2 separate regions of the Homo sapiens genome follow, and region 2 is linked to region 1. A link is an interaction called in ENCODE POLR2A ChIA-PET data of the cell type or tissue named here. Cell type or tissue: A673. All regions are shown on one strand. Links, peaks and the distances in the headings refer to the core of each region. The heading gives the core; the rest is flanking DNA.

The links. Peaks named below come from ENCODE experiments on the same cell type or tissue, not always from the same donor. Only the 100,000 strongest peaks of a DNase experiment are listed, where the experiment ranks them.
Region 2: POLR2A ChIA-PET joins it to region 1 with 11 read pairs; 6 of 35 experiments call an interaction of 5 or more read pairs at or near these places.

The regions. Positions count from the first base shown.
Region 1 is chr1:8,687,879-8,703,485 of GRCh38, forward strand. All of the region lies in intron 1 of RERE (arginine-glutamic acid dipeptide repeats), which reads right to left. Among named protein-coding and RNA genes, the nearest start is that of RERE, 120 kb to the right of the region's middle. RefSeq lists an enhancer at 2,801-3,301 and silencers at 5,292-5,586, 13,341-13,440, 15,156-15,607. In A673, for the core only: no CTCF peak of the experiment used is centred there; no DNase peak of the experiment used is centred there; H3K27ac peaks cover 728 bases.
Region 2 is chr1:8,591,294-8,606,900 of GRCh38, forward strand. All of the region lies in intron 4 of RERE (arginine-glutamic acid dipeptide repeats), which reads right to left. Among named protein-coding and RNA genes, the nearest start is that of SNORD128, 100 kb to the left of the region's middle. RefSeq lists enhancers at 7,139-7,638, 12,687-12,786, 13,097-13,236. In A673, for the core only: CTCF peaks have their summits at 6,945 and 7,152; DNase peaks (open chromatin) are centred at 6,938 and 8,408; H3K4me3 peaks cover 1,455 bases; H3K27ac peaks cover 7,497 bases.

The DNA.
Region 1 (15,607 bases), core at 3,511-11,510:
ATTTAGTTTTAGTTTAGTTATATTCTTATTCACAGAAGTACAAATTTACACAAAAAGATTATCTAACAGCATTCAATTAATCACCAAGAACTGCCATATAAAAATCTATTTCTAATAATATGGTCCTGGTTGCACAACTCTATGAACACAGATGGTCCCCAACTTAAGAGGGTCTAACATACGATTTTTTCAAATTAACAACAGTCCAAAAGTGATACGCATTCAGTGGAAAACATACTCTAGGTAACCACACAACTATTCCATTTTTCACTTTCAGTTCAGGGCACAGCGACTAACGCCTATAATCTCAACACTTTGGAAGGCCAAGTCAGGAGGATCGCTTGAACCAACGAGTTTGAGAGGAGCCTGGAGAACATGAGACCCCTATCTCTACAAAAAATTTAAGGCCAGGCATGGTGGCTCATGCCTGTAATCCCAACACTTTGGGAGGCAAAGGCGGATGACCTGAACTCAGGAGTCGAAGACCAGCCTGGGTAACATGGTGAAACCCCGTCTCTACTAAAAATACAAAAATCAGCTGGGCGCAGCACCTGCTATTGTAATCCTAGCTACTTGGGAGGCTGAGGCAGAAGAATCCCTTGAACCCAGGAGGTGGAGGTTGCAGTGAGCCAAAATTGTACCACTGCACTCCAGCCTGGGCAAAAGAGTAAGACTCCATCTCAAAAAAAAAAAAATTAAAATTAAAATTAAAAAATTAGCCAGGCATAGTGGCACACACCTGTAGCCTCCCAGCTACTCCAGAAGCTAAGGTGGGAGGATAACTTGAGCATGGGAGCTATGATCGTGCCACTGGGCAAAACATCTATCTGTCTGTCCATTTGTCCATCCATTCATCCACTCATACATATATACCATGAGATATCCAACACTTTCTTATATAATAGGATTTATGTTAGATGATTTTGCCCAACTGTAGGCTAATGCAAGTGTTCTGAGCATGTGTAACATCGGCTAAGCTAAGCTATGGATTTTGGTAGATTAGGTGAATTAAATTCATTTTCGACATGTATTTTCAACTTAGGATGGGTTTCCTGGGACACAACTCCATCTTAAGTCAAGGAACAGCTATATACTGGAAACCATTGATTTGTATACTTTTTAAATGAGTGAGCTATCTCGTATAGGAATTTTCTCTCAATAAAGCTTTTTTAAAAATCTATTCCAAGCTTTTAATCTAAAGAAATAGTTTTATCAAGTAAAAATTTGATTTTTTTTTTAGTTTCTTTGTTGAAATTTCAATGGAAAATGGAGCAAATTAAGTATGTTCTGACAGCTTATGAATATAAACTTTGTAGAGACTCAGAATTCTTTCAGAATGAAGGGCAGAATTAAGGATGGAGTTTTTGGCCTTTGGTTTGGTTGTTTTTCTTCTTTAGTTGACTAAAGTTTATAGTTTCTGGCATTCCTGCTTTATCCCTTTGATGAAGACATACTCAAATCACTTTGACTAAAATAAACAGCAATTTTCTGGTTGTAGATAGCCACAAATAACTCCTCTATCCTATTACAGACATTCATCAGCAAGACTGAGTAACAAACCAATACCTGTATAAAAATGAAAGGATACAATATCACAAGTACTAATTCAGGTAATATCACATTTCTTAGAGTTATGACACTTCAAAGAAATTTTATACTTCAAATCTAAACAGCAGGCCAAGGAATTCATATTTTTTCCCTGAGACAGGAAAGATAATTCAATAATTTCCCCACTGAAGTTTCAGTTCCCATGCCAGAATGTGAGAAGTGAGAGAGTTCTTCACCTTGAAAATCAAATCACCACAGGGACTAAAAATAAAGGTTATATTCTTCTAAGCAAAGCGATTATAAGACTGACAAATTAAGGTGCCCATCGAAGGAGCAATGGATACAGGAAAAAAAAAAAAAAAACTACTAACAGGCTTAGTTAGCCACTTCCAAAATGTAAACTGTAAATGTGGGAAACTCAATGAACTGCCCTACACTTGCATCTCATTTTGTGTAACCTGAGAGGCTAACATCTGTTCTGCCTCCTTCAGAAGGCAGCTGTAAGGATGGAACTAGAGGCCAGTAAAGGCTGTTCAGTAGGTCTAAAGTCTTCTGCCAAGAGAAGTATAATCCTCATTTCGTTCTCAAAAAGCTCAGTCTCTGTAGTAACATACTGATCATCTTCTGCAGGTATAAAATTTATGCTCTGTATTAGTCCGCCATAACAGAATACCACAGACTGGGTGGCTTAAACAGCAAAAATTTATCGCTTGCAGTTTCGGAGTCTCAGAAGTCCAAGATCAAGGTGCCAGCAGATTCACTTTCTCAATGAGGGCTCTCTTCCTAGCTTGCAAATGGCCACCTTCTGGGGCTGTGTCCTTACATGTCAGAGTGAGCACTGGTCATCTCTGGTCTCTCTTCCTCTTCTTATAAGGACACTAATCACATCATGAGGAGCCCCACCCTCAGGATCTCATCTAAACCTAACTGCCTTCCAAAGGCTCCACCTCCAAATACTATAGCACTTGGGGAACGGAAAGCTAAGGCTTGAACATAGGAATTTTGAGGCAATACAATTCAGTCCACGGCACTCGCCTACACAATTTCTTTACTGATTGTCTCTAGGCAGAAATTAAATCTTTGTATCGAGAGAGAAAGATAGTTTGAAAGGATGGCTTTAAAGGGGGCTGAAGGTAGCTTACTGAGATTTAGACAATGTAAAATAAAATTTAAGAACAGATGAGGGTATTTGGTGGAGAATAATAGCTAAGAAGTATTAAGTATTTACCTTTGTGGATAGTTTCCTTAGGTCACACACCTAGTTTCACGGGTCACACAGGCTACAAAGCCTTTACTTTTAATTATACAATATTTGCTTCTCTTTTCCTTGGAACAAAGGAAAAAATAGAAGAGGAGGAGAATCTAAAAGATGAAACCATGAATGAGCTGCTACATAAAAGTATGTATTCATGTTCATTTTGTACCTTTTGTTAGATGTGGCCAAAATTTTAGTTTATTTTTTATTTTTATTTATTTATTTATTTATTTTTGAGACGGTGTCTCGCTCTGTCACCAGGCTGGAATGCAGTGGTGCAATCTCGGCTTATTGCAACCTCTGCCTCCCAGGTTCAAGCAGTTCTCCTGCCTCAGCCTCCTGAGTAGCTGGGACTATAGGCGCGCACCACCACGCCCAGCTAATCTTTGTATTTTTAGTACAGACGGGGTTTTACCATGTTGGCCAGGATGGTCTCGATCTCTTGACCTTGTGATCTGCCCGCCTCCACCTCCCAAAGTGCTGGGATTACAGGCATGAGCCACCGTGCCCGGCCGGCCAAAATTTTACAAGCAAATGGCTCAAAGGAAACTTGATGAGTTACAGGATTCTAAATCTGTAAGTTAGAAAACAAACCACATGCTCAGAAGGTCTGGTTTTTTTTGGTACTAAGAGCTAAGAAAAGTTTATCTCTATGTCCTCATAAAGAAAGCAGTTTAATACGGTCAACAGCAGCCTTGGGAACCCCTTTATAAACCATTCAGTACACACAAACACTGTTCCACAAGTGTTCGCACAAGTCAATGGCCTCAAATCAATATAAGTAAAGCAAACCTGCCAAAAATAAGAAATGCAAAGCCTTCCTAGTCATTCAAACATAGATCTAGGGCTCACCAGAATAGGAGTTCTTAATGAGAGGGTTCATGGATAGGCTTCAAAGGCTACATAAACCATCTGCAATTTATGTACTCAAACAGTCACAAATTATGTTCTGGGAGAAAGATCATATATTACACCAATACTCAAAGAAGTCCCTGATAAAAATAAAGTTAAGGACCTGTAACAAGAATTAATGAACTACATAACCATCAGGAGAGCCTATCCAAATCATCTTAACAACCAAGGCACTGGGTACTTATATGCCACAATTAGGCTGATGTTAAATTCCAACAAGTAGCTAGTACTGGATAAATGCAGAGTCAAACGCTCTAACTTAGCTTACCCTGGAAGTAGTTCTAACCTCCTCTAAGAAGTGCACAGTACCTGTTGCATAGTAAGCCCCTGAATATGCACTGCTGCAATTATTACTGGATATATTACAAGCTCCAAGGACAGGACCAAATCTTCTGCATTTCTGAGTTCCTTGATCATTAAAATAAATGGTCCTCAATAAAGAAAGAAAATAATACAAACATTTAACTCTACATAGATCTAGCAAATAAGGACCTTAGCAGAATGGGTTTATTTCTAAAAACTGAAAAGCATCCCTTTGTTTTATAAAATGAAATGTTTTGGAAAACGAAGAACACAGGGAAACTGAGGGGAAATAACACTTACATGGAACCACTAACAAATTCATACTACGGTCATCCCTCGGTATCCAAGGGGAACTGGTTCCAGAACCTCCACAGATACCAATATCCAGACACTCGTATATAAAACGGTATAGTATCTGCATATAACCTACTCACATTCTCCCATATACTTTTTTTTTTTCTTTTTTTTTGAGATGGAGTCTCACTGTGTCACCCAGGCTGGAGTGCAGTGGTGTGATCTCAGCTCACTGCAACTTCTGCCTCCCATTTCAAGCGATTCTTCCGCCCCAGACTCCCGAGTAGCTGCGACTAGAGGCGCCTACCACCACATCTGGCTAATATTTTTGTATTTTTAGTAGAGACAGGGTTTCACTATAATGGCCAGGCTGGTCTCTAACTCCTGATCTCAAGTGATCTGCCCGTCTAGGCCTCCCAAAGTGCTGGGATTACAGGCATGAGCCACCGTATTCGGCCCGGTATACTTTAAAAAGAATCTCTAGATTACGTATAATACCTAATATAATATAAACGCTATATTTTTTAATTTGTGCTTTTTTCTAAACATTTTTGCCCCACAGTTGATTAAATCCGTGGACACAGAAGCCAAGAATACAAAGGGCTTAGTGTAGCATATTTTACATGAACCCTAACCTATCACTCTACCAGAATTATGCCCATTTAAAAATCTAATTAGATTGTATTATTCCTTTTTACATCTAAAGTTTATGCTTTCCGCTTACAAGACAGAGTATGAGGCACATGTAATGCATAAGATTTATGGTCCTCGTTTCTCCTGCTCCATGACAAATAGTAGAGAAAAATAAAAACTGTAACAGAGCTGGCATCGGAAATGAGCAGTTATATGAAAAAAAAAATTTAATAACTAAGAAGGGCTAAAATCCACTACACTGACAACACCAAATGGTAGCAAGTATGTGGAGCAACAGAAACTCTCATTCATTGCTTGTGGGAATGCAAAATGCTAGAGACACCTCGCAAGACAGCATGGCCGTTTCTTACAAAACTAAACATACTCTTACCATGGGACACAGAAATCACACACCTTCATATTTACTCAAAGGAGCTGAAAACTTATCTCACCACAAAAAACTGCACACAGATGCTTAAAGCAGCTTTATTCATCATTGCCAAAACCTGGAAGCAATCCAGATGTCCTTCGGTAGGTAAGCAGATAAATAAACTTCAGCACAGCTACATGATGGAATATTATCAGTGATAAAAAGTAGTGAGCTATCATGCTCACAGAGACATGGAGAAACCTTAAGTACATTTTGCTAAGAGAAATAAACCAATCTGAAAAGACTACATACTGTATGAGTCCAGTTATATGACATCTGGAAAGCAAACCTATGGAGATATTAAAAAAGATCAGTGGTGGCCAGGGGCTTGGGGGCAGAGAGGGAGGGATGAATAGGGAGAACATAGGGCATGTTTAGAGCAGTAAAGACTCTTCTATATGATATTGTAATGGTAGATGCATGTTATGAAACATTTCAAAACCCATGGAATGTATAACACCAAGAGTGAACCTTAACATACACTATAGACTTTAGTTATAAATAATGTATCAATATTGGCTCATCAACAATAACAATGTACCAAACTAATTCAAGATGTTAATAGGGGAAACTGGGAGTTAGGGGGGATGCGGGAACTCTGTACTTTCTACTCAATTTATCTGCAAACCCAAAACCATTCTAAAAACTAGTCTACTGATTTAATGTTTTAAAATTTTTTAATGTTTTAATCTACCATATAAAATAAAATGCTACTTATCTAAATGCTTAAATGTTAGGCCTGTTAGCAAAACTGAACAACACCAATTTTCTTTCCCAAAAAAAAAAAAAAAAAAGGCCAGATTGCTTTAATCCTTACATTTTCCGCACTTTTAGTTCTCCTTTTCCATTCAAAGAGCCAGGAAGTGCTAGCCAGAGCAATCAGGCAACAGAAAGAAATAAAAGGCATCCAAACAGGAAAAGAAGAAGTCAAGCTACTGCTCTTTGCTGGCAATATGATTCTATACCTAGAAAACCCTGAAGACGCCATCAAAAGACTCCTGGTACAATAAACAACTTCAGTAAAAGTTTCAGGATACAAAGTCAATGTACAAAACTCAGCAGTATGTCTATACACCAATAATGTTGAAGCTGAGAGCCAATCCAGAATGCAATCCTATTTATAATAGCCATAAAGAAAGAAAATAACTAGGAATACACCTAACCAAGGAGGGGGAAAATCTCTGCAAAGAGAACTAAAACACACTGCTAGAAGAAATGACAGGTGGGCTGGGCGGGGTGGCTCACGCTTGTAATCCAAGCACTTTGGGAGGTTGAGGCGGGCAGATCACAAGGTCAGGAATTCAAGACCAGCCTGATCAATATGGTGAAACCCCATCTCTACTAAAAATACAAAAATTAGCCGGGCGTGGTGGCACATGCCTGTAGTTCCAGCTACTCGGGAGACTGAGGCAGGAGAATCATTTAAACCCGGGAGGCAGAGGTTGAAATGAGCCAAGATCATACCTCTGCATTCACGGCTGGGTGACAAAGCGAGACTCTATCTCAAAAAAAAAAGAAATGACAGATGACACAAATGGAAAAACATTTGATGCTCATAGATTGGAAGAATCATTAAAATGACCACACTTTCCTAAGCAATCTACAGATTTAATGCTATTCCTATCAAACTACTAATGTCATTTTTCACAGAATTAAACAAAGTAATTCTAAAATTCATATGAAACCAAAAAAAGTACCCAAAGAGCCAAAGAAATCCTAAGGGGGGGGGGGGAATGCTGGCAGCATCACATTATCCAACTTCAAGCTATACTATAAGGCTACGGTAATCAAAACAGGAGGGTACAGGTACAAAAACAGACACATAGACCAATGAAACAGAATAGAGAACCTACAAATAAAGTCATAAACCTACAGCCATCTGATCTTTGACAATGCTGACAAAAACAAGCAATGGGTAAAGGACTGCCTATTCAAAAAATGGTGCTGGGATAGCTAGCTAGCCATATGCAGAACTGGACCGCTACCTTTTCCCATATATAAACATCAACTCAAGGTGGATTAAATATTTAAATGCAAGACCACAAACTGTAAAAATCCCAGAAGAAAACCTAAAAAACACCATTCCGACCCTTGGCTTTAGGAAATAATTTATGACTAAGTCCTCAAAAGCAACTGCAACAAAAACAAAAATTGACAACTGGGACCTAATTAAACTAAAGAGCTTCTGCACAGCAAAAGAAACTATCAACAAAGGGCCAGGCATGGTAGCTCATGCCTATAATCCCAGCATTTTGGGAGGCCCAGGGGGGCGGATCACCTGAGGTCAGCAGTTTGAGATCTGCCTGAACAACATGGTGAAGCTCCATTTCTACTAAAAAAAAAAAAAAAAAAAAAAAAAAAGCCAGGCATGGTAGTGAGCGCCTGTAATCCCAGCTACTTGGGAGGCTGAGGCAGAGAATCACTTGAACCTGGGAGGTGGAGGTTGCAGCGAGCTGAGATCACGCCACTGCACTCCAGTCTGGGTAACAGGGTGAGACTCCAACTCAAAAAAACAAAACTGTCAACAAAGTAAACAGACAACCTACAAAATAGCAGAAAATATTTAAATATCATGCATCTGACAAAGGTCTAATACCCAGAATCTATAAGGAACTTTAACAATACAACAAGCAGAAAACAAATAACCCCATTACAAACTAAGCAAAAGGCATTAACAGACATTCCTCAAAAGAAGACATACAAGTGGCCAACAAATATGATAAAATGTTTAACATCATTCATCATCAGAGAGATGCAAATCAAAACCACAATGAAATATCGTCTCACGCCAGTCAGAATGGCTATTATTAAAAAGCCAAAAAACAACAGACACTGGTGAGGCTGTGGATAAAAGGGAACAGTTATACACTGTTGGTGGGAACATAAATTGGTTCAGCCACTGTGGAAAGCAGTTTGGAGATTTCCCATTACCAGGTATACATGCAAAAGAAATTAAATCGTTCTACCAAAAATACACATGCACTCGTATGTTCATCACAGCGCTATACACAATACCAAAGACATGGAATCAACCTAGGAACCCACCAATGATGGACTGATAAAGAAAATGTGGTACAGGCTGGGTACGGTAGCTCGCGTCTGTAATCCCAGCACTATGGGAGGCAGAGGTGAGCAGATCACCCGAGCTCAAGAGTTGGGAGACTAGCCAGGGCAACATGGTAAAACCCCATCTCTACTAAAAAGATAAAAATTAGCCAGGTGTGGTGGCACACATCTGTAGTCCCAGCTACTCAGGAGGCTGAGGCAAAAGAATCGCTTGCACCCGCAAGGTGGAGGTTGCAATGAGCTGAGATTGTGCCACTGAACTCCTGCCTAGGCAACAGAGTGAGACACTCTCACAAATAAACGAACAAGGCTGGGCGCGGTGGTTCACGCCTGTAATCCCAGCACTTTGGGAGGCTGAGGCGAGTGGATTACCTGAGGTCAGGAGTTCGAGACCAGCCTGGCCAACACGGTGAAACCCCATCTCTACTAAAAATACAAAAATTAGCAGGGCATGGTGGCAGGCGCCTGTAGTCCCAGCTACTCAGGAGGCTGAGGCAGGAGTATAGCTTGAACCCAGGAGGCAGAGATTATAGAGAGCTGAGATTGCGCCACTGCACTCCAGCCTCGGCAACAGAGCAAGACTCCATCTCAAAAATAAAAAATAAAATAAAAACAGTTGAAATTATCAAAAAAAAAAAGTAAATAAAATGTAATGGAGGTACTAGTGAAAAAAATAATAAGATCCAAACTCAAATTGCTCCTGCACCCAACACACTTAAGAGTAAATACTGTTAAGAGTCCTTTCCATGAACATCTAACATATTGAGAAAGGTGAATATTTCATTACTGAACATTTACTCTAACCTATGTTAAGAATTATGATCTGTGGAAAGAGCACAGGCTAAGGAAGCTGCCTAGGTAAATAGCCAAAAAACATACACATAAGATGAAAACTTGTCTGCGTCATTTTCCTACCACTCAAAAAAGAAGGTAACAGTAAGAAATAAACAGCAAAAACAAAAAGAAAAAATTGTTCAAATGTTCAATCTAGATATAGGTTTTTCTGTATAATTTAATCAATTAATAAATAAATACACATGTATCTTTCTTCCCCCAACCACACCCCCCCCACACAACTTTTTTTTTTTTTTGAGACGGAGTCTCACTCTGTCCCCCAGGCTGGAGTGCAGTGGCGTGATCTCAGCTCACTGCAAGCTCCGCCTCCCAGGTTCACGTCATTCTCCTGCCTCCGCCTACCGAGTAGCTGGGACTACAGGCACCCGCCAACACACCCGGCTAATTTTTTGTATTTTTACAAAATGTTTTTCACCATGTTAGCCAGGACGGTCTCGATCTCCTGACCTCGTGATCCGCCGCCTCGGCCTCCCAAAGTGCTGGGATTACAGGCGCGAGCCACCACACCCAACCTACCACACACAACTTTCTAAAGTTCCTGGATAATGTTCTAAACTCTTTTTCTATGTTTTACATGTAACTTATGCAAGCCATTCACTTTACTAAGCAAATGAACAGTAGTGTCTGTGGCCAAAAATAATAAGACTTAAAATTTTGAGTCCTTCCAAAAGAACTTGTATTAAATCTTTGGAATAGAAAAAAAAAGTTCATATTAGGGAGTAGATCTGGGTATTGAAAGGCCTGTCTTTTTTTGTTGGTAATGCCAAAGAATGTCATCACACAAGACTCACCTTATAATATTATTTATGTATAAGTTATCAATTACATATATTTAACATTTTAAGTGAAAGCAAGTTTATTAAGAAAGCAAAGGAATAAAGAACGGCTATTCCTTAGGCAGAGTAGCCTATATTTAACATTTTTTAAATGTTTAAAATTATAAAGCTGGTGAGTAAAACAAAAACATCTTTGAGTGATACAGATCGGCAGAATTTCCCCAGCCTCATTCCTGAGAGACCACCACATAAAAATAACTTGGTTATCTGCTTCTGTATGTAAACTCAGGTTGTTTGTGCAAAACATAAACTGCCCCAACTAAGAAATCCTGAAGAACATGCAAAAGGAGGTACTTTCACTGTCATTTTATTAAAAGGCACACAAGTCACTACTGCTGAATATACCACTGTTTCTACCCAGCTATTTTAAAATTATTGGTAGATAATGTGGTGAGCTACTGGTAAATACAGCTGTGAACACAGCAGCACACACCATCTGGAGGCTTTTGACTTAAGCGATTTTTCAAATGCACAGTATATTTACACTCTTTTGTTCCTTTGAAGCCCACCAGTCACATATAAATGGACCCTTTCTTAAAACTACAACTACAAAAGCTCATTCATCTTGTGGAAAACAAGATATGAGAAACAAATCTAATTGTTCAGCTTTAGAACAAGTGATTATTTCAAATCATTAACAGCATAAATACTTTACTTTTTCTATTTTTATTTTTTTTAATAGATAGAGACAGGGTCTCGCTATGTTGCCAAGGCTAGTCTTGAACTTCTGGACTCCAGAGATCGAGATCTTCCCAATAGGGCCTCTCAAAATGCTAGGATTACAGACGTGAGCCACTGCACCTGGCCCCAACACTTTACTTTTATAATGATCTCCCATACTTACCCATTATATTCTTATTATCTTAACAAGAAGCTTCTGATTAATACTCTAAAATTAAATGTTTTCTTCTTTTTTGTTTTTCAATGAGACAGGGTCTTGCCCTGTCACTCTGGCTGGAGTGCAGTGGTGCAATCATGGCTCACTAACCTGCTCAGAAATTATGTTTGTAAGTTTCACGAATCATCATGCTCATTTTTATTTGTTTTGTCCTCCTCCACTGGAAAATAAATGCTATGAGAACAGAGACTTCATCTTTTTTGTATCTTCAGCAACTAAAACAGTACCTAGTACATAATTAGTGCTCACTATGTTAACTATTCACTGTTTTCCCATGCTAAGCATGGTCCTAAAGCATTTCGTAAACCCTCTAGGTAGACTCATTATTTTCTGGTATGAGAAAACAGTCACAGAGGTTAAATAACTTACCCCAGGTATCACAGTGAGTAAGTGGTAAACTAAGAATAGAACTCAAACTCAGACAGCCTAACTATTTACCACTACGCTGTACTGAATAAATTAATGAATTACACCAGAGTTCAATGATAACATTAAAAATTGAGTAAAATTATGCTAATTTTCCTATTGACTAAGCATCAACATTATTCTGTTTTATTACAAATATTTAAGTATGTCAACTATTTCATGGATTAATTAGATTTTAGAGGGAAAGTCTAAGACCCCAATCATCATTAATATGTGGAATTGGATAACAACCTGGAAAAAGACTTACAAATGAACTTGTGATATAACCTGTTTGAATTGGATGTAGGATACCTACTTCCCTCCATTATTCCTTGGATTCAGCAGTCTGTTGCCAATCTGAATGTTTTAACTTCTTTTAATTAGAGAAAACATTTTCTATATAAGTTACAATGAAATTATCACGTTTTCTAGAAAATACTGCACTCTACTGCTTCATTCCAGGTTGTCTGAAGATGGACCAATTTCTCCAATGAATTAAAAAGTATCTTAGTCTAAGACAAGCTCTCTTTCTACCCAGCCACCCCCACGAGATCCCACTCCGCCCCAACAACCCTCAGCCCCCATCTTCTATCAGCAAACTGGGCCTCTGACACAAAGGTACCACATTTATAATATCAGCTTTAGTCATAAACAGATTTCAATCAAGTTTGTTTCTACGACTTTTGCTCCTTTTTAAAAATGCAATGGATAGCCCAGGCGCAGTGGCTCATGCCTGTAATACCAGCACTTTGGGAGGCCGAGGCGAGTGGATCACAAGGTCAGGAGTTCGAGACCAACCTCGCCAACATAGTGAAACCCCATCTCTACTAAAAATACAAAAATTAGCCAGGCGTGGTGGCACACGCTTGTAGTCCCAGCTACTCAGGAGGCTGAGGCTGGAGAATCACTTGAACCCGGGAGACGGAGGCTGCAGTGAGCCGAGACCATGCCATTGCACTCCAGCCTGGGTGACAGAGTGAGACTCCAACTCAAAAAAAATAAAAATAAAAATAAATGCAGTAGATAATAACAGCTCTGGACAGTAGTATCTACTCAACAGGAAAGCAGACAGTAAAGAGACCAGACCACTGAGAACCCATGTCAGTCACATTACAATCTATGTTACAGCCTGAAAAGCCTGAAAAGACTCAAATCTACTCATAAATACTTTCTAATAACTTGAAACAATAACACTATAAAATATCAAGTTGGCCACACATGCCCCTGAGCAGACACGTCTAAAAGCTTCTATGTGCCACCCAGCCCATGGCCAAACTGCTGTTGGTCAATGGGTTGCTCAAGTCCTTTTGTACAATGTAACGAGAGGTAAGAGACAAGGGGGAAACATTCTAGCCACCTTATCTCCAATGATGCCAACATTTATTTCTGCTTGAGTTTTACAAACTAATCCTAGACTAGTTAACAAAGAACCCATTTTTCATTGTTGATTTTTACACAAAATATTGGCTTCCTATGTCATTATAAAATGGATGGCTCCATCGGCTTCTCAGCCTACACAATAGCAAGCAAAACCCTTTGGCCTTGGAAAAGCATGGTAAATATAATACCTACTAATAAGTTACATGGTTTACCAATTTCCTCAAAATCAAAAATAAATCTCTCACAAGTCAACTATTAAATAAGTAAACAAAAGCTTGTCTTGTTCTATCACTTGCTTAAAAGCAAGCACGGTGGCATGGGAGAGGGATTAAGAAACACAACCAGTCAAGTCCATAAAACCTTCAGTGTAAGATAAAACTACCCTGTAGGAGCAGCCAATGCATTCTGACCTAACAGCTGTACACAGTTGCACTAGTTAAAATGAAAAGCTAGTCTGCATCACACACAGGCAATTCACTGAGCCTTACTGATACGTTGATGGGGTTTACCATCACAGTCTTCCCTCCCCTAACCTACAATGTAAAAAATGAATTGCCATATAGCTGAAGGCACCGGGATGGGGGTGAGGGGAATACACACACACACACACACACACACACACACACACACGCACACACTCCCTCCCTCCCTCTCTCAGGCATTTCAAAAATAATCACAACCATGTAGATTGTAACATATCCTATACGCTATAAAAACACACACACAAAGGAAGTGGTACAGCTACATTACGTCAGCTCTTGCCTCAATTCATAAATGCAAAAACCACAAAACAAGACAAAAATCTAAACGGCCTTTTTCTGGAAATCTTAGAGTGAATGAATGTGGGTTAAGTCTTTAAATATGTTATTGAACACTTCTCGCAGATGCATTGCTTTCATCAGCCACGGGGAGGGAAAAAGTGTAATCTTGGTCAATTCTATCATGCAACCAGATCAAATAACATTTCAAGTGCAGCCTGCCAAGCGCCAGCGCCTGCCGGAGTACAATGAGCGCTCAACTGCTCTGGACTGAAAAACCATCTTTCACTGGTCCCAGGGATCTTTATAAAATAGTTTAAACACTACTAAATTACAGAGTTAGAAAAAAAAAATACAAGCTCAACTCTGCTGCCCCCACACTATTGTGAAGCTGCTGTTAAGCATCTAAAAATCTGCCTTGTGTAATTTACTAGGCAATGTAAATATTCAGAAAGGCAACTGCCTCTCAGAGCCCAAGTCTAACACATGCATAAAAATGTAGAGTTGGTTGTGCTTCTGGAAATAATTGCCCACAGATCAACGTGCTTACATGGGATATTGTTCCCATCTGTAAGGTTTCAAATCATGTCTACTTTAAATTTGGAGTTTCCAGAAAGAGGAAAAAAAAAAAAAAGCCAGAACTCAAAACAGTAATTTTGGCACAGAATTGTGAGGACTTTGTTAAATCTGTTCTCAACTTTTACTCAGTGTCTCAATCTTAAAACACAGAGGCACAAAGGGAAAATGGAATTTCTCTGTAGACACCCGTGTTCATTCACAGACCATTTTTTAGATTTTCCGTGTGGCTGAGAGGCCTCCAGCCAAACAATGCCCACAGAGCGCGGGGCACATGTGCGCCAGGGACGCTTAAGGGCTGCAAGTAAAACAAAGTAACCTATTACAGGAGTTTCCTTCTCAGCAAACAAAAAGTGGTCAAGCAGGTCTCCCTACAGTTTCAGAAAACAAGAGTTGAGTAAACAAGAGAGGAGAAACAAGGAAGACAGCATCCCACACTAAAAAATTCTTTTAACAATTTAAACGTAAAACAATCGTCAAGAGTACCTCCGCATTTTAGCTACTCTGGCAAAATAACAGTAGTTCGGTCCAAGAAGAAAATTTCATTTGTCACTTAAGTAGCCTCAAATCAAGTCCATCAAATTCATTTTATTTTTAAACTTGTTTATTCCACAGTAAAGCAATGAAGTTTCTGATCAAAGAGCGACTTCTGCATTATACTCGGCTTCAAAAGCACTTTCCTTTCAGAAGAAAAAAATAAAAATATATACATATACATGTATTTTTAAATAGTGTTTTCTCTCCCCCCTCAAAAAAATGTTTTCTGTTCGATTTAATTAACTGAGATTTCAAGAGTTTGGGGCTACTTAAAAACTAGTGAGCCCAACAGAAATGCAATGGGACACGGCAAATACTGACTCCCCGTTCCTGGAAAGCCATCATCATTCTTAGGAACACCCGAGTTCCATCTTTCTAGGGTCGGCTGGAACACTCCGTGCACCCACCCCGAGCCCCCCGCCCGCACTTGTCCAACTTTCTGGCCCGAGATTCGCGTCCCCCTCGACGCACGAGGCCGCCGGCCACTTGCCTGCGGCCCGCTGGCGGCGAGAGCTGAGCCCGCGGGCCTGGTCCTCCTCCTCCGGCGCAGGGCCCCGCCAACTCCGGACCCGCGGAAAGGGGCGGCGCAGGCGGGCAGGTGGGGGCCCGGGGAGTGAAGTGCACTTGCTAAAACAAAAGGAGGCCTGAGCGGCCGCAGGGCACCGCGGCGCGGGCGCAGGTCCCGGCGGCTTGGCGGCTCCGGGAGGCGGTGGCCGCGCGGGGCCCCGCCCGCGGCTAGGGAGGCGGCCGCCCTGGCCCGAGCCTGCTGCCCACGGCCGCGGCACTCAGCTCGCACTCCTTCAGCCCGGGAGGCCGGGCCAGCACTGCCACATGCCGGTGACCCAGACGCCGGGAGAGAAAGAGCAGACTCCCCGCGACGGCGGCGGCCGGCAAAACCCGGGCTGGAGCCCAGCCCGCTCC
Region 2 (15,607 bases), core at 3,159-11,158, 97 kb before region 1:
ATTGTACAAAAAGAATGGTCAAGAGAAAGATGGTGTAAAAGCAAGAAAAATCTTGACCCTCCCAGAAGCCACTGGCTGTTTTTGACCACCCATTGACAGTGAATTGCAAATGGCCATCAGCACTCTTTTTGCTTTAAAAAAAAAAAAAAGAAAAGAAAAGCCAATTTATGCCATTAGATGAAAATCCAAGTATCATCACCTATTTTCAATGCAAAATGCAAACTGTCTATATAGCCACCTAATGAACCCTGCCCTAACATGTTCCCACAATCCAAATCCAGTTAGTGACTGGAAATTATCCACAGGACGACAACTCCAGGAAGCAGTTGCCTCCTGGCTAAACCAAGAAGACTTAGGAGTACTAGTTTCTACACCTAGAATCCACTTTTCTCTCCTTTTCAAACCTGTCTAAGCCAACTCCAAATTCACTCCAAATTCTCCTCCTTAGCATTATCAACTGACAGGTTCCATCACGCATGCTTCCTTCGCAGTTCACACTTACTATGCCAAATGCACTGCTTTCTTGTGAAACACATCTAACGTATGTCCTGCCCTTCCCACAGAAATCTGCACATGCTGAGGGAAAGAACTCAGATCCTGTCTTAAAGATGCTGCTACCATTCATTTAATCCCTTCCTCTAAAGGTGCCTACTATAAAATGATACGTAAGGTGAGGGTTTAATAAACTTTGGCTTAACACACTGAAAGGAAACAAAGATTTTTATAGAAGGAAAAAACACTGTAATGCTAATGTGAAGTAGTACCTTCACAGTAAAGACATTTTACAGTACTTCCCTCCTCAATGAAAAGGAACAAAGAAATACAACTGAAAACATCAACAATTTAACTAAATCACAGGCCATTTCATGTTTAGCAACTTGTCTTTAAAACCCTCCCTACTACACTTCCACCCTAAATGCATTTACATGCAAGACATAACAGGCTCCTGCCCTTCCAAACCAGCAAAAGGTACTTTTTTTTTCTTTTTTAAAGACACCGTCTCTGTCTGTCACCCAGGCTGGATGGAGTGCGATGCTGTAATCTTGGCTCACTGCAGTCTCGACCTCCCCAGGCTCAAGCAATCCTCCTACCTCTTCCTCCCAAGTATCTGGGACTACAGGTGCATACCACCATGCCCGGCTAATTTTTGTACTTTTTTGTAGAGATCGGGTTTCACCACGTTGCCCAGGCTTATCTTAAACTCCTGGGCTCTAGTGATCCACCCGCTTCGGCCTCCCAAAGTGCTGGGATTACAGGCATGAGCCACTGCATCCAGCCTAAAAAAAAATCTTTTAAAAGCCATCTTTGGCTGGTGCAGTGGTTCACGCCAGTAATTCCAGCACTTTGGGAGGCCTAAGTGAGAAGAATGCTTGTGGCCAGGAATTCAAGACTAGCCTGGGAAACATAGTGAGATCCCATCTCAAAAGAAAAAAGTCATCTTTGCGCAGAGTTCTACTTTTACACCCTATCCTAGGAGAATCAAACTTAATCATATTTGCGTGGAGATAATCCATGTTTGTTTAAGAAAATGAACAGAAATTCAATTCATAAATTTAGTTCTAAATCATTAAAATACAAATACATGTAAAACGTGTTGAAACTGTTCTTACCTACAATCGCCATGTAATCTCTTCTATCATTCTACTCTGTTTTGGTATTCTTCACATGTTTTTCCATCTGAGATATGCAATAGTTCTCCTAATCCCAAGAAATGGCTACAACCTTGGGGTCATTACTACTCAGGAACTGGGCTGTTTGTGGATCTCATTCTGTGCTGAATGGTGCGACTGGTTTCAGACATGTCCAACTGTGGCAGAGAGTGCTTGTTCCCCATTCAACGTCCATTCTCCCCATTTTCCATAATAACAGAGCACCTACGTTACTGGAGCACAGTAAACCAAAGTTGTTAGGCACGGCTACTGGAAAAGCTCTGGAATGGGCCTAAAATAGCTTTTGCTGTGTGCCCCTCTGATAAGGGTCAGCTGTGTCCCCACCCAAATCTCATCTTGAATTGTAGCTCCCATAATTCCCATGTGTTGTGGGAAAGAGCCAGTGGGAGGTGACTGAATCATGGGGGTGGGTCTTTCGTGTGCTGTTCTTGTGATAGTGAATACGTCTCATGAGATCTGATTGTTTTATAAAGGGGAGTTCCCCTGCACACGTTCTCTTGCCTGCCACCATGTAAAACATGACTTTGCTCCTTATTTGCCTCCTTATTTGCCATGATTGTGAGGCCTCCCCAGCCATGTGCAACTGTGAGCCAATTAAACCTCTTTCCTTTATAAATGACCCAGTCTCAGGTATGGCTTTATTAGCAGCATGAGAACAGACTAATACACCCTCCTTCAGCTGCCTGGCTGGGATGGAGGACCAGTGTCCCCCAATCCACTGCAGAGCAGTGATTTTTACAATGTTAAACGGCTAGAAAAGTTTCTAAACAGATACTTTCAGCTTCTCTATTCATCTCCTGGTGGACTGGTAGCAAACAGTCCTATTGGTGAGCCACCATTTGAATAGCACTGGTCTAGAGCATGGACTTTAGGGGCTGTGGCTCCAGCCACCATCTGGGACCATGGCGAGACCTTGAGAAGAAAACCATGCACCGGGGCAGACAGGAGGAGACTAGATACCTGAGGTTTAGGTCACTCTACCAACCCGGGGCAGCACACCCTGAAAACACCTCATTTTATATGAGAACATAGATGTTTATCTTAAACAACTACGATTTGGGGTTATATAATAAACAGCCAATCCGAACAACAACTGACGCTCCCATTTTGCAGACCACTACAAAAATGTCACAGCACTACATTATCGCTTTTTATTCTCACATGAGAATAACCCTATGAAGCATGTAGCATGGGTATTATTTTGGTTTGACAGCTATGGAAACTAATGTCCTAAAAGGTTAAATAGCTTGTCTAAAGTAACACAGCCAGCAAGTATAGACCCGCAAACAAAAGCCAGCTAGGTACCCTTTCCAAAACAACTCACCTCTCCATGAAGTGAAATCATCTCATCACGACTGTACATAAAATACGCTGTAAATGATCAGAGGTGTGTACTTACAACAAACTACATAAAATGTGTATGCCACTGGGTAGAAAGATACAACAAAAATGTCACAGTCAACTAGTTAATATAAAATCAGATTTAATGGCTACAGTGAGAATGTACTGCATTTTACAGTGGTAACAAAGCATCTGTGAAAGTAGACAGAGGCGCAGAAACCACAGACAATTTTTATAATAATTTAGCCAGCAATATAGCAAGTGAACTATGAGCAAATACTACAATATAGTCTCAACATTTGAGCCTCTACATATAACATATAGTCTCAACTAATACTAGATGTAAATACAATATATTAATAAATAATAATGTTTAAGACAGTTTGAATAATAATGTCATGGTTAATAGTAACATATTATCCTTTAGCATAAATAAGACTTCTGAGAATCACTGGCAATCAGATGCGCTCTGAACCATTCTTTTGATGGTAAAGAAGGTTGGCAGAGAGCCATCCCCACTCACTTCCAGGAGGCCCTGATGAGCAAAAGCATATTATTAAAAAGCTGCGGGGGCCAGGCACAGTGGCTCACACCTGTTAATCCCAGTGCCTTGGGAGGCCAAGGCAGGAGGATCATTTGAGGCCAGGAGCCTGATACCAGCCTGGGCAACATAGTGAGACTTCATCTCTACAAAACATTACAAAATTAGCCAGGTGTGGTGGCATGTGCTTGTGTGGTCCCAGCTACTCAAAAGGCTGAGGCAGGAGGATCGCTTGAGCCCAGGAGCTTAAGGCTGCAGTGCTCTATGATCACACCACTCATTCCAGCCTAGGTGACAGAGCAAGACCGTGTCCAAAAAAAAAAAAAAAAAGCTGCTGGTTTGGATCTACCATGTTATCTGTGACTGTGGACTAACTTTTCTTTGGGTAAAATTTCTTTGCCTATGTGGGTATCAACCATTTTATTTCATCTGAAAAAAAAAATGCTAAAGCATTTGTCCATATCCATACTTAACTGTTAAATATTAAACAGAAAAGTTATATTTATCATTAAATACCAATAAAAACTTTTCTGTTGTCCTGAATATTTTGTTACAACATTAAAAAAAGTACACACACACAAGAAAAATTCAGACAAACTTTAATGTATTTTATTATTAATGTTTTATTTTTATGTATTATTTTAATGTATTTATTTTTATGTATTTATGTATTTTATGTATTTATTTTAATGTATTATTTTAATTGTATTTTATTATGTACATATTTTCCTGTCATATTTTCCCTTCAGAAACAAACTGCCAAAGAAAAAAGATGAAAAAGCATGTTTAAGCAATATTTAATTGCTCCTAGCATTTAAACATGTTATAAAAATCCTTAAAGATCATTAGTAAAAATGAGTTCTTACAATACCTATCCACTAGTACACTATACAAAAAACAATTAATGGAAGGAGGAGTGGTTAGAGGGATGTATTGGTAGAGATATAGATATATTTTAAAAAAGGATGCATCAACTCAAATAATATAGGAAAGAAGAAATGCAATTCCCACTAACTCTGCAAATGACCCTCAAACCTTACACAGGCACAAGGCTACAATGAAGAAAGCAAGTAAGTTTTGGAGTGACTCCTTCAGGGCACTAATCCCCAAAAGTTTATACCAGCTCAGGCTTCAGCAAACTACAGGCCCACAGGCCATGTCCAGACACCACCTGGACTCTACTGATCCACTAGAAATAAAGTGATTCAGTAAAATAAAGTTTCACTGAAACACGGCTACACAGTCATGCTCATTTGTTTACAAATTGTCTATGGCTAAGTTGAGTAGTTGCCATACAGAAAATAAAACTGAAAAAACTATCTGGCCCCTAATAGGAAAAGCTTGCTGTCCCTGAGTACAAAAATAACCAATAGTAAGAATGTTCAGAATCAGCTGGCTGAGCAGCAGCAAAAAACAGGATAGCTCTCCTCTAGAAACTGGTAGGAGCAAGCTTTCTGCCTCATAAACACTTTGCTGTGTATACACATGTAGTCTTAATTCATGAGACATAAGATTTGTCTTTTAAAAAGCTGACCCAAATACAAACCATCTCCAATCAGTTTCTCAGACACAAGTCAGAATATGACATTAAAATCCAGTGAATTGCACTGATATTTTCTCTTACAGACAAACCTAGTCTGTAGGAAAATAAATTACTCTTTCTCTCTCTCTTTTAATTTAACTAAGGGTCTTGCTCTGTTACCCAGGCTGGGGTATAGTAGTACAATCATAAGCTCACTATAACCTGGACCTCCTATGCTCAAGCAATTCTCTTGTCTGTGGCCTCCCAAGTAGTTGGGACTATAGCCACAAGCTACCATGTCTGGCTTTTTTTTTTTTTTTTCTGGTAGAGACAAGGTCTTGCTAAGTTGCCAGGGCTGGTCTCAAACTCCTGGCCTCAAGTGATCCTCCCATCTCCAACTCCCCAAAGTGCTGGGATTATAGGTGTGAGCTAACACACCTGGCCAGAAAACAATTTTCTCTAATGAATTAACTGAAAAGATTTACCACACAGCGTGTCTATCTTTGGAAACAGCGCTGCCACAAGGTACCTGGTGGTGTTCAAGTACAAATCCCCCTGACCTGCAAGAAATTTCACCTTTAATAATCTTTAAGAAAGGTCAAAAGCATTAACATGACAGATGCCCAGGGCACGAGCCAATAAAAGGAAAAGTTAACTGGGTTATCTCTCTCATATGTAGTTAAAACAGCAAATGCTTAATCATTTAATTTGTACTGATGCTGATTTTTTTTTTTTTTTGAGACAGGGACTTCCTTTGTCACCCAGGCCAGAGCGCAGTGGCGTGATCGTGGCTCACTGCAGCCTCAGCATCCCAGGTTCAACTGATCCCTCTGGCCTCAGCCTCCTAAGCAGCTGGGACTAGAGGTGTGTGCCACCATGCCCAGCTAATTTTTATATTATTTATAGTGACGGGGTTTTGCCATGTTGCCCAGGCTGGTCTCGAACTCCTGAACTCAAGCAATCCACCCGCTGCCTCAGCCTCCCAAAGTGCCAGGATTACAGGTGTGAGCCACTGTGCCCAGCCCCTGATGCTAATTTTTAAATGGACATTTGAATTCTCAAAGAAATTTGTGTTGCCTCTTGTCAAACCAGGTCACTGAAATGATAACCCACACAATAAGCCAATGAGAAGGAAAAAATATATGGGATTGGAAAACAGAATGAAAATCAACATTAAAATTCCATAATTAAAACACGCAGATAGAAAAGAATTTATCTGACAACGTGCTAAGAACCCCCTGTCCTGTGTTTGCTGTCATGGGGAGGGAAGAATGTCTGCAGCACAGGCTTTCCCAGTCTGATTCACAGCCCTGTTATATATGAATGTGCACACTCGAAACAAGATCTGATCTGGACAATAGTCAAGTCTCTAAAAGCAAGGGAGTTCAATTAATTTTTTAAATAAACATTTCACTGGATTTTTTTTTTTTAATGATCAATCCTGTTGACAGTTTTCCCGTCCATCTTCCAGAAGAACTCACTACTCAACCAACTGCCTGGTATTCAGCTGTGACTGTGAGGATGGATAACTATATTTCCTTAAGAAATAGCAGGAAGGTATCTCATCCAAGCAGAAAATAAGACCAACAGTTGTCCAGGTCTCAGTGGTTCTGCATTTCTTCCTAAAAGAGAAATATGTCTCTAAACATCTCTTTCCCGCCTCATGGGGTTGGGGGAAGCAATATGCTCAGAAAAATTTTAACTACTCCAGGCAGCTGAATAAAACAAGCTGAAAACCCTAGATGTGTTCTCCACATTACTGTGACAGAATGCAAGTGTGTATTCGAAAGATTTCCTCGCTGGAATTATAAAGCGTACAGCAAGCCAGCCTGCTGTACTGCCACCTCGCTCTTGCTCCCAGACTCCCTCCCATGGACTAAGCAGGAACGAACATACGAGCTGTGAATCTGGTAGGGGAAACAGGAAACATCCAACCAGGAACACACTGGAGAGAAGAGAAAACAGTTAACCACCTATGAGAAGATGGCGCTGATTCCAGCAGGTGACAGGTGGGACGTGAAGGGCATTCCCGGCCCTCCAGCAGAAGCAACGTCACGGAGCTGGGTGCTGGGTGGGTTGCACCGTTCTGAGGCAGCACGGTTCTCTCCAATGACTCTCACACAGGAACCAGACCTGACTCTGTTTCTTCCAGGACGGTCCTCCCTCACTCCACAGCCTCTCATGGCAGCTGGACACCCACCAGGGCTGGATTCCACACACAGAAACCACATCCAATGCTCTGTTACTAGAAGTCGACCATCTGGATTTCAAAGACCTCTGTCTCTTTCTGTCCTTTGTTAATCAGTCTCCCTTCCCACTCAACCCTCTCCCCTCCATGCCAGAGAAAAGGATTTTTAAATCTGATGAGTTTTTCAGGGAAGCAGAAATGTGAGATTACACTGTTCTTTAGCCTCACCTCATGGTTTTGCTACAGAGATCAACGTCTTCTAACACAGCTTTGCCCATACTCTTCCTGAGGCTGAACCAAAAAATCTTTCATGAACAGTACTGTCTCCACCAGCAGAATGTAAATATACCACAGCACTGACTTCAAAACACTGAAGTAGAGAGTCTTAACTCTCCTTAGACAGAAGGCAGAAGGCTGCAAACATCCCCCAGCAGACTGCAATTGTGCTGTTCCAACTGACAAGCCCAGTAAGCACTGCCCATGACAGGACCTCCTGCAGAACTTCTCCCAGCCTGGCGGACAGCGGGGCAGGGGTCACCCTCAGAGGCTCGCCTTCTCTTTGCTCCCTAGCCATCACACTACACTGGGATGAGACACAACAAGCACCCAAATGACACAGTGACCATTTCTTTTGGTCACTGAGGTTCACGAGATGGGCTGTTTTTCTTTTTCAATCGAGGAGCTGAAATCCTACCAGCCACCTAACAATTAACAACCCCAACCCTGTCCACGGTTAAAATCAACGAAAAAAGCAAGGCCAACTTCTTGTATAACTTCCTTCATACGGGAAAAACATCAAGTTCAACGTGTGTTAATCAAGTGTCAGGTCAATGTACCACGCAAATATATTTGATGTTTTTTGCTAAGGCCAATACTAAACTGTTAAACACAGAGAATATGAGGAAAAACAAGGTTAAAAAAAGTGTATAGATGTCCAACCCTCTTTTAATAATTCCAAAAAAACACAAAGCTACTTAGGCAAAAATAAATCACAAATCTATTCAGGAGCACTGTAAAACGGAAGAGAATTATCTAAAGGGATTCACCGGCTACTGACTAATTTTAATATGAAATGCCTCACAAATCTCCCTGTGCCACCAACAAATCACCAGCTGAGGCAAATCCCAGATAATGAAACATTGTAAGAAGGGCTCTTTTTAATAGTTTAGCCCATCAAGGAGTGAGTATTGATTCTTATTTTCAGCAGAAGGAGACAGTCTTATCTCCAGCCTTACAGCTCAGTGACAACATCAGAGAATTTAATCACAGAGCCTTTTCTGCCATGCAATCCTTAAACTGTCACCTAGGATTCTGTGCCATTCCTCATCCATTTGTAGAGAAACTCCTGGTCTCACAGATGTGTCTGCCTACTTAAACCACAGTAACCATATTATATGGTTGGCTGTGTCCCACCCAAATCTGACTTTGAACTGTAATAATGCCCACGTGCCAAGGACGGGGGCTGGGTGGAGATAAATGGATCACGGCGGCGGTTTCCCTCACACTGTTCTCATGGTAGAGAATACGTCTCACAACATCTGATGGTTTCATAAATGGGAGTTTCCCTGCACAAACTCTCTTGTCTGCCACCATTTAAGATGTGCCTTTGCTTCTCCTTTGCCTTCCACCATGATTGTGAGGCCTACCCAGCCACATGGAACTGTGAGAGTCCATTAAACCTCTTTCCTTTATAAAAATCACCCAGTCTCCGTATGTCTTAATTAGTGGCCTGAGAACAGACTAATACACCATAGCAGCACTTCAAGTCCTACAGATTAAACACATCTATCTATCAATTACCATTTGCCAGCTGTTTTTCTTTAAGAATTTTTTAACAATTCATCAGATATCTTTGTGCATTTCCAACTTGTTTGTTAAGAAATCTGCTCAGTATCTTAAGAGCAGATTGAAAATCATAATAATAGCTGTGCCAATTCTCTGGACATCTGTGGATATTTGTAATATATCCAAGACAATGCCAGTAACAAAAGAAAAAGCCAGGGGGAAGTGATAGCGAAATCAGTCATTATTTCCTTATCCTGACATAGGAAGATCAGAAAGTCCCCCACCTTCCAGAGAAAATTAACCAAATACTAAAGTTAGCAGTAATATTAATTCAAAAGTGTCCCTGCATCTTTAAATACTAAAAAAGTACTCAAAACACAGAAAAAATTACACTGAAAACAAGCCAATACTTTTTTTTTTTTTTTTTTTTTTGAGACAGAATCTTGCTGTGTCACCCAGGCTGGAGTGCAGTGGTGCAATCTCGGCTCACTGCAAGCTCCGCCTCCAGGGTTCACACCATTCTCCTGCCTCAGCCTCCCGAGTAGCTGGGACTACAGGTGCCCGCCACCATGCCCGGCTAATTTTTTGTATTTTTAGTAGAGACGGGGTTTCACCGTGTTAGCCAAGATGGTCTCTATCTCCTGACCTTGTGATCCGCCTGCCTCGGTCTCCCAAACTTTTTTTTTTTTTTTTTTTTGAGACAGAGTCTTGCTATGTCAGCCAGGTTGGAGTGCAGTGGTGTGATCTTGGCTTGCTGCAACCTCCACCTTCTGGGTTCAAGCAGTTCTCCTGCCTCAGCCTCCCAAGTTGCTGGGATTACTAGCGTGCGCCACCATGCCCGGCTGTTTTGTATTTTTAGTAGAGATGGGGTTTCACCATGTGGGCCAGGCTGGTTTCCAACTCCTGACCTCCAGTGACCCACCCTCCTCAGCCTCCCAAAGTGCTGGGATTACAGGGATGAGCCACCATGCCTGGCCAAGCCAATACTTTTTAATTCAAGTACAAATCAAACTACATCACTGAGAGGAATGTTCCCCAATCCAGTTACACTACCCTACTATCCATTATCACTGTTGCTGTGAATAATTAGTACCCCCTTCCAGGGAGTGGGGGGTACAGACCACGTGACAGTGGGTGTCACTGTGGTGACAAGACTGTTTGAGAGTGGGAGGTGGGAGCAATCATTTATGCTGGTAATTTGCCTTAAGATGTTATTCCCAAACATCCTTCCATGATCCTTTGGATTGAGATACCTTAATCCCAACTGCCTTCATGTCCAAGGTCACCACACACACACACACACACACACACACACACACACACACACACACATCTTCCTTCCATGATCCTTTGGATTGAGATACCTTAATCCCAACTGCCATCATGTCCAAGGTCAACACACACACACACACACACACACACACACACACACACACAAACACACACACAGACACACATCTTCTATTAGAGAGAACCGAAGGCATTTGACAGCTGCCTTTTTAGGTCCTTCTGCCTTTCCATCCAAACTATCCATCGTTAACAAGGCCCTATGGCAGTGCAGCAGCGCTCTCCATTCTAATCAGGCATCGAAGAGAAACTTCACTGTCTGTAGGCTGCAACCAAGGGCAGCAGCCTCACAACAAAAGTGCACCCTTTGTGTGGCAATCATTTACCTGTTGTAAAAGCACAGTACCCTTCTCTCTAATAAAAATTCGAAAGGCCAAAAATCAGCATTACATAATGGCCAAACATAAAGAAATGAAAAGCAGTCTGGGTGCGGTGGCTCATGCCTGTAATCCCAACACTTTGGGAGGCCGAAGTGGGTGGATTACAAGGTCAAGCGATCGAGACCATCCTGGCCAACATGGTGAAACCCCGTCTCTACTAAAAATACAAAAAAATCAGCCAGGCGTGGTGGCGGGCGCCTGTAGTCCCAGCTACTCGGGAGGCTGAGGCAGGAGAATCACTTGAACCTGGGAGGTGAACGCTGCAGTGAGCTGAGACTGCGCCACTGCACTCCAGCCTGGTGACAAGAGTTAGACTCCATCTCAAAAAAAAAAAAAGGAAAAGAAAACATAATAAAACAGCCTCACGCTATGTTCACTGGAAAATTTATATGCATGTATATGTTTTATAAGTTATAGAAGCCCATAAGAATTCCAATAGTTCAGGGGAAAAAAAAAGAAAAAAAAAAAACTAAACTTGAGCTATATACCGATGTCTACCCACTAAAATTACTAAAACTATAGCCAGGAATACTTGTTTGGTTTCGTGCCCCTCTCCTTTACAAGGGAGGTAGAAAGCAAGGTGGAGAGACACCCAACAGTCACTTCCGTTTTAAAAAACAAAAACAAAACCAAAAAACTTACACACAGCAGATTTTTCTGGCTAGTATTGGCCAATCTTTCTCTTGACAGTATTAAGTGCTATCCTTTGTGTTAACAGTCCCATGCATTTAATTTATTGGTTTAAAAGAAATATTTCTTCATCTGATTAAAAAAAAAATCAATCTGACTTTTCTGTCTTGTAATTAAAACAAACTATCAATACAATGGATAGGGGGCAATTTCTCTGAACCAGGAGCTGTTCCAGACACTGGGGACAAAAAGGTGAATGAAACACAGCCCCTTCTCTTAATCTAGCTAAGAGGACAGACACGTACAGAGGCATGATGTGAGAATGATGCTGGCTGACAGTGCCTCTCAGGCAGAAGCGAGAGATGACTGGAAGTGGGAGGTGGAGAGGAGAGGCTCACTTTTATTTTTCATTTCAATGTATACCTTAATATTTTTAACATCCATTTTTGGAATTACATGTTTTACAACTTCATTAATAGAGTTCAGAGGCACAAGATTTTGGCTCTAAGTTTACATATAACTAAGTAGTACTACCATAATTATCACAAGCTGGTAAATAAACAAGATGGCCTCAATGTGCCAAGGGCACATTTATGCCAAACAAAGGCAAAGTCACTTCATGGCAAGCTGTATTTACACTGATGGTTTCTGAGTGGCAATAACTGAAAGAAAAGCAACAGGAAAACCGAGTCATTACAAGGAATCCAGCCGTCTACACAAACCAGGCACCATCCCAGCATCCAAGAACATGGGCCATAAGGAAGCAGTAACAGTTACATCACAAGCGGCTACTTATTTCACAACATCATCGCCCAGTCTATTAAATTAATGTTGGTAGTCAGAACTTTATTGGTTTTGTAGTTTGGTTTGAAATTAATTTATAAACTGCCTTTTATAGCTGCATTAGGGATATAAGCACACAAATTATACCTAATTTGTGTATTGGGGAAGGGAGGAAATTAAGTAATATAGAAGAACACAAAAACTATTTTTGAAGTAAACATACTCAAGTTTCAAAAACATGAAAGACCCTGGAACTGCATCAGAAGTTCCACATCCTCAACGTAAGCAACATAAGGAGGAGACCCTGTCTTTACAAAAAATTTTAAAATTAGCAGGGCATGGTGGCCCGTGCCTGTAGTCCCAGCTACTCAGGAGGTTGAGACAGAGAGGCCGAGGCTGTAGTGAGCCCTGAACATGCCACTGTACTCTAGGTGGGTGACAAAGCGAGACCCTGTCTCAAAAAAAAAAAAAGAAAAGAAAAAAGAAGAAGTTCCACATGCTGCAAAGGACAAGATCAGATCTACTTTTACACTAGTTACTGGAGTTGGGGACAAGCCTTCATTTGCTAATGCTGGCCATCCATCAGAATCTCCTGAGAAGTGCTTCAAAGGAGTATGGATTCCTGGGTTTGACTCTGGAACAAATGAATCAGTATTCTCATCTTACATGTGAAGACAGTGGGACTCTGAAAGATTAAGTCACCTGATCGTACAACTAGTCAATGGGTAACCAACATGATTCAAACCGATACTATGATTTTAACAGTAAAAACGTGAGGTTTTTTAACTACCTCCATGATCTGGGGGAAGGGTATACTGCAGTTCCCTGAACTACTCTTTCAACTTCTCTGTAAGTCTGAAATTATTTTCAAATAGAAAGTTAAAAACAAAAACTAAAAAGAATAGACAGCAGGCTGAGACGTGTTAAGAGGTAGAGGTGGGATAGGAAATGGAAAAGGATGAGGCAGAGGCCTCTGAAAGGAGGGCAGAGGCAGAGCTCCATCTCCACACAGAGGAGGTCGGCTGGTTTTCAGTTTTGTTTTGTTGTGGGGGAAGAGGAGGTACCAGTCAATAGCAAGCTGAGGAGTTTAAAAAAAGAAGGAAGGAAGGAAGGAAGGAAGGGAGGGAGGGAGGGAGGGAGGGAGGAAGGAAGGAAGGAAGGAAGGAAGGAAGGAAGGAAGGAAGGAAGGAAGGAAGTCCACATATCTGTAAGGTGGGCAATAAAGGAACGATCTTTCTGTATTTCTCTACATTACAAATTCAAACTAGCATTTACGAACTTGCCAAAAAAAAACCTGTTTATGTTTATAGAGAAATGCATTCTGAAGTCCAAACAACTGACCACACAACAATTTCTAAACCCTTCCACTACTACATAAAACATCTGCTTCTGTGCTAAACTTTTGTAAGGCACAGTTTCTGCTTCAAGAAAATCTGTGATGCTTGGAATTGAGGTTTATCTTACTGAAGAAAAATCTGAAGAAAAGTGTTTGCCACCCATACAGCTGATAATTTTTTGTAATCCTAATGGATCAGTGGGAAATTGTACCACGAAATCTCTTGTCAGTCAATATAACAATGTCTCTAACTAATTTCAGTAAAGTGAAATCTACAGTTATTCCCTTGAAAAACAGGACAAATCAACTCTTTCCCAACTTTTTTCTTTTTTTTCCCGCAAGACGGAGTCTCGCTCTGTCGCCCAGGTTGGGGTGCGATGGCATGATCTCACTGCAACCTCCACCTCCCTGATTCAAGCAATTCTCCTGCTTCAGCCTCCCAAGTAGCTGGGACTACAGGCACATGCCACCATGCCCTGCTAATTTTTTGTATTTTTAGTAGAGATGAGGTTTCATCGTGTTATCCAGTATGGTCTCAATCTCCTGACCTTGTGATCCACCTGCCTCAGCCTCCCAAAGTGCTGGGATTACAGATGTGAGCCACTGAGCCTGGCCTTCCCAACTTACTTTAAGAGGTAACTAAAGGACGGGTGCGGTGGCTCACCCCTGTAATCCCAGGGTGATTGGATTGGGAGGCTGAGGCGGGTGGATCACCTGAGGTCAGGACTTCGAGACCACCCTGGCCAATGTGGTAAAACCCCATCTCTACAAAAAATACAAAAATTAGCCAGGTGTGGTGGCACGTGACTGTAATCTCAGCTACTTGGGAAGCTGAGGCAGGAGAATCACCTGAATCCGGGAGGCAGGTGATCATGCCAAAATCATGCCATTGCACTCCATCCTGGGCAACAGAGCAAGACCCCATCTCCAAAAAAAAAAAAAAAAAAAAAAAAAACCCCTAAAAAAAGTGATAATAGATTATCTCCATTACTGGCAGCAGAAAACAAATTTAAGTGTTAAATACCAAACTTTTTTTTTTTTTTTTTGAGACAGCGTCTCACTCTGTCACCCAGGCTGGAATACAGTGGCATGATTATAGCACACTGCAGCCTCAGCCTCCTGGGCTCAAACAATCCTCCCACCTCAGCCCTAAAAGTAGCAGATAACTTTTGAATTTTTTGTAGAAACAAGGTCTTTCTTTGTTGCCCAGGCTGGTCTCAAACCCCTAGGTTCAAGCAATCCTCCAGTCTTGGCCGCCCAAAGTGTTGAGATTACAGGCATGGGTTACCACACCCAGCCAATACCAAAGTTTTACATTACATAGGTGAAGCTAGTATCCAACTATTTTCCACCAATTACCATGTAATATGGTTGAAATTACACGACCTTTCAAACTTCCAGATACAGGTGACAAAGAACATTTTTAATATAATTTCTATTTTCAAGATTTAAAAATTCTATCTACTTTTAATGTCTACCTAGCTGTCACCTCAAAAAATTCAAGACAGATTCTAAATTTTAAAAATTTTCCAATTTATGTTCCAGGAAATTTAAGTGAAAGGGAGGAAAGCTATAACTAAAATTTACTAATGGCTAGTAGTACTAATATACATACTTTAAAAAAAAATTACCAAGGAATAAATATTTAGGATGCTCCAGAGAAAAATTATATCTGTAAGCAGTTTCAATCTCCTCATTTTATGAATGTTTTGGTTACTTCAGCTATTAAGTTTTAATCAAGCTAAAAAATAGGCCTTTTTCCTTCCATCTTAAGAATGTCAATGGGATGAGGAGGGAAAAGCCAAAAGGTGGGAGGAATAGAGTAACAAACTTTTAATCAGCTAGCATGATTTAAAGGACACACACTTCTGTCCTTTAACACAGCATGTTTCTTGAAAATAGGTTACTAGTTCCTAAAAAAGAACACAAAAGCTATTTACAGGCTGAAAATCTAAGATTTTCTATTCTCAAATTTTCATTTAGAGAATACATTTTGGGACAAGAGGGAAAAACTACATTCATTTTAAGGGGATAGGAAAAGTACCTGATACGATCTAATCGTAAAACATGAGATCAAAGATAAG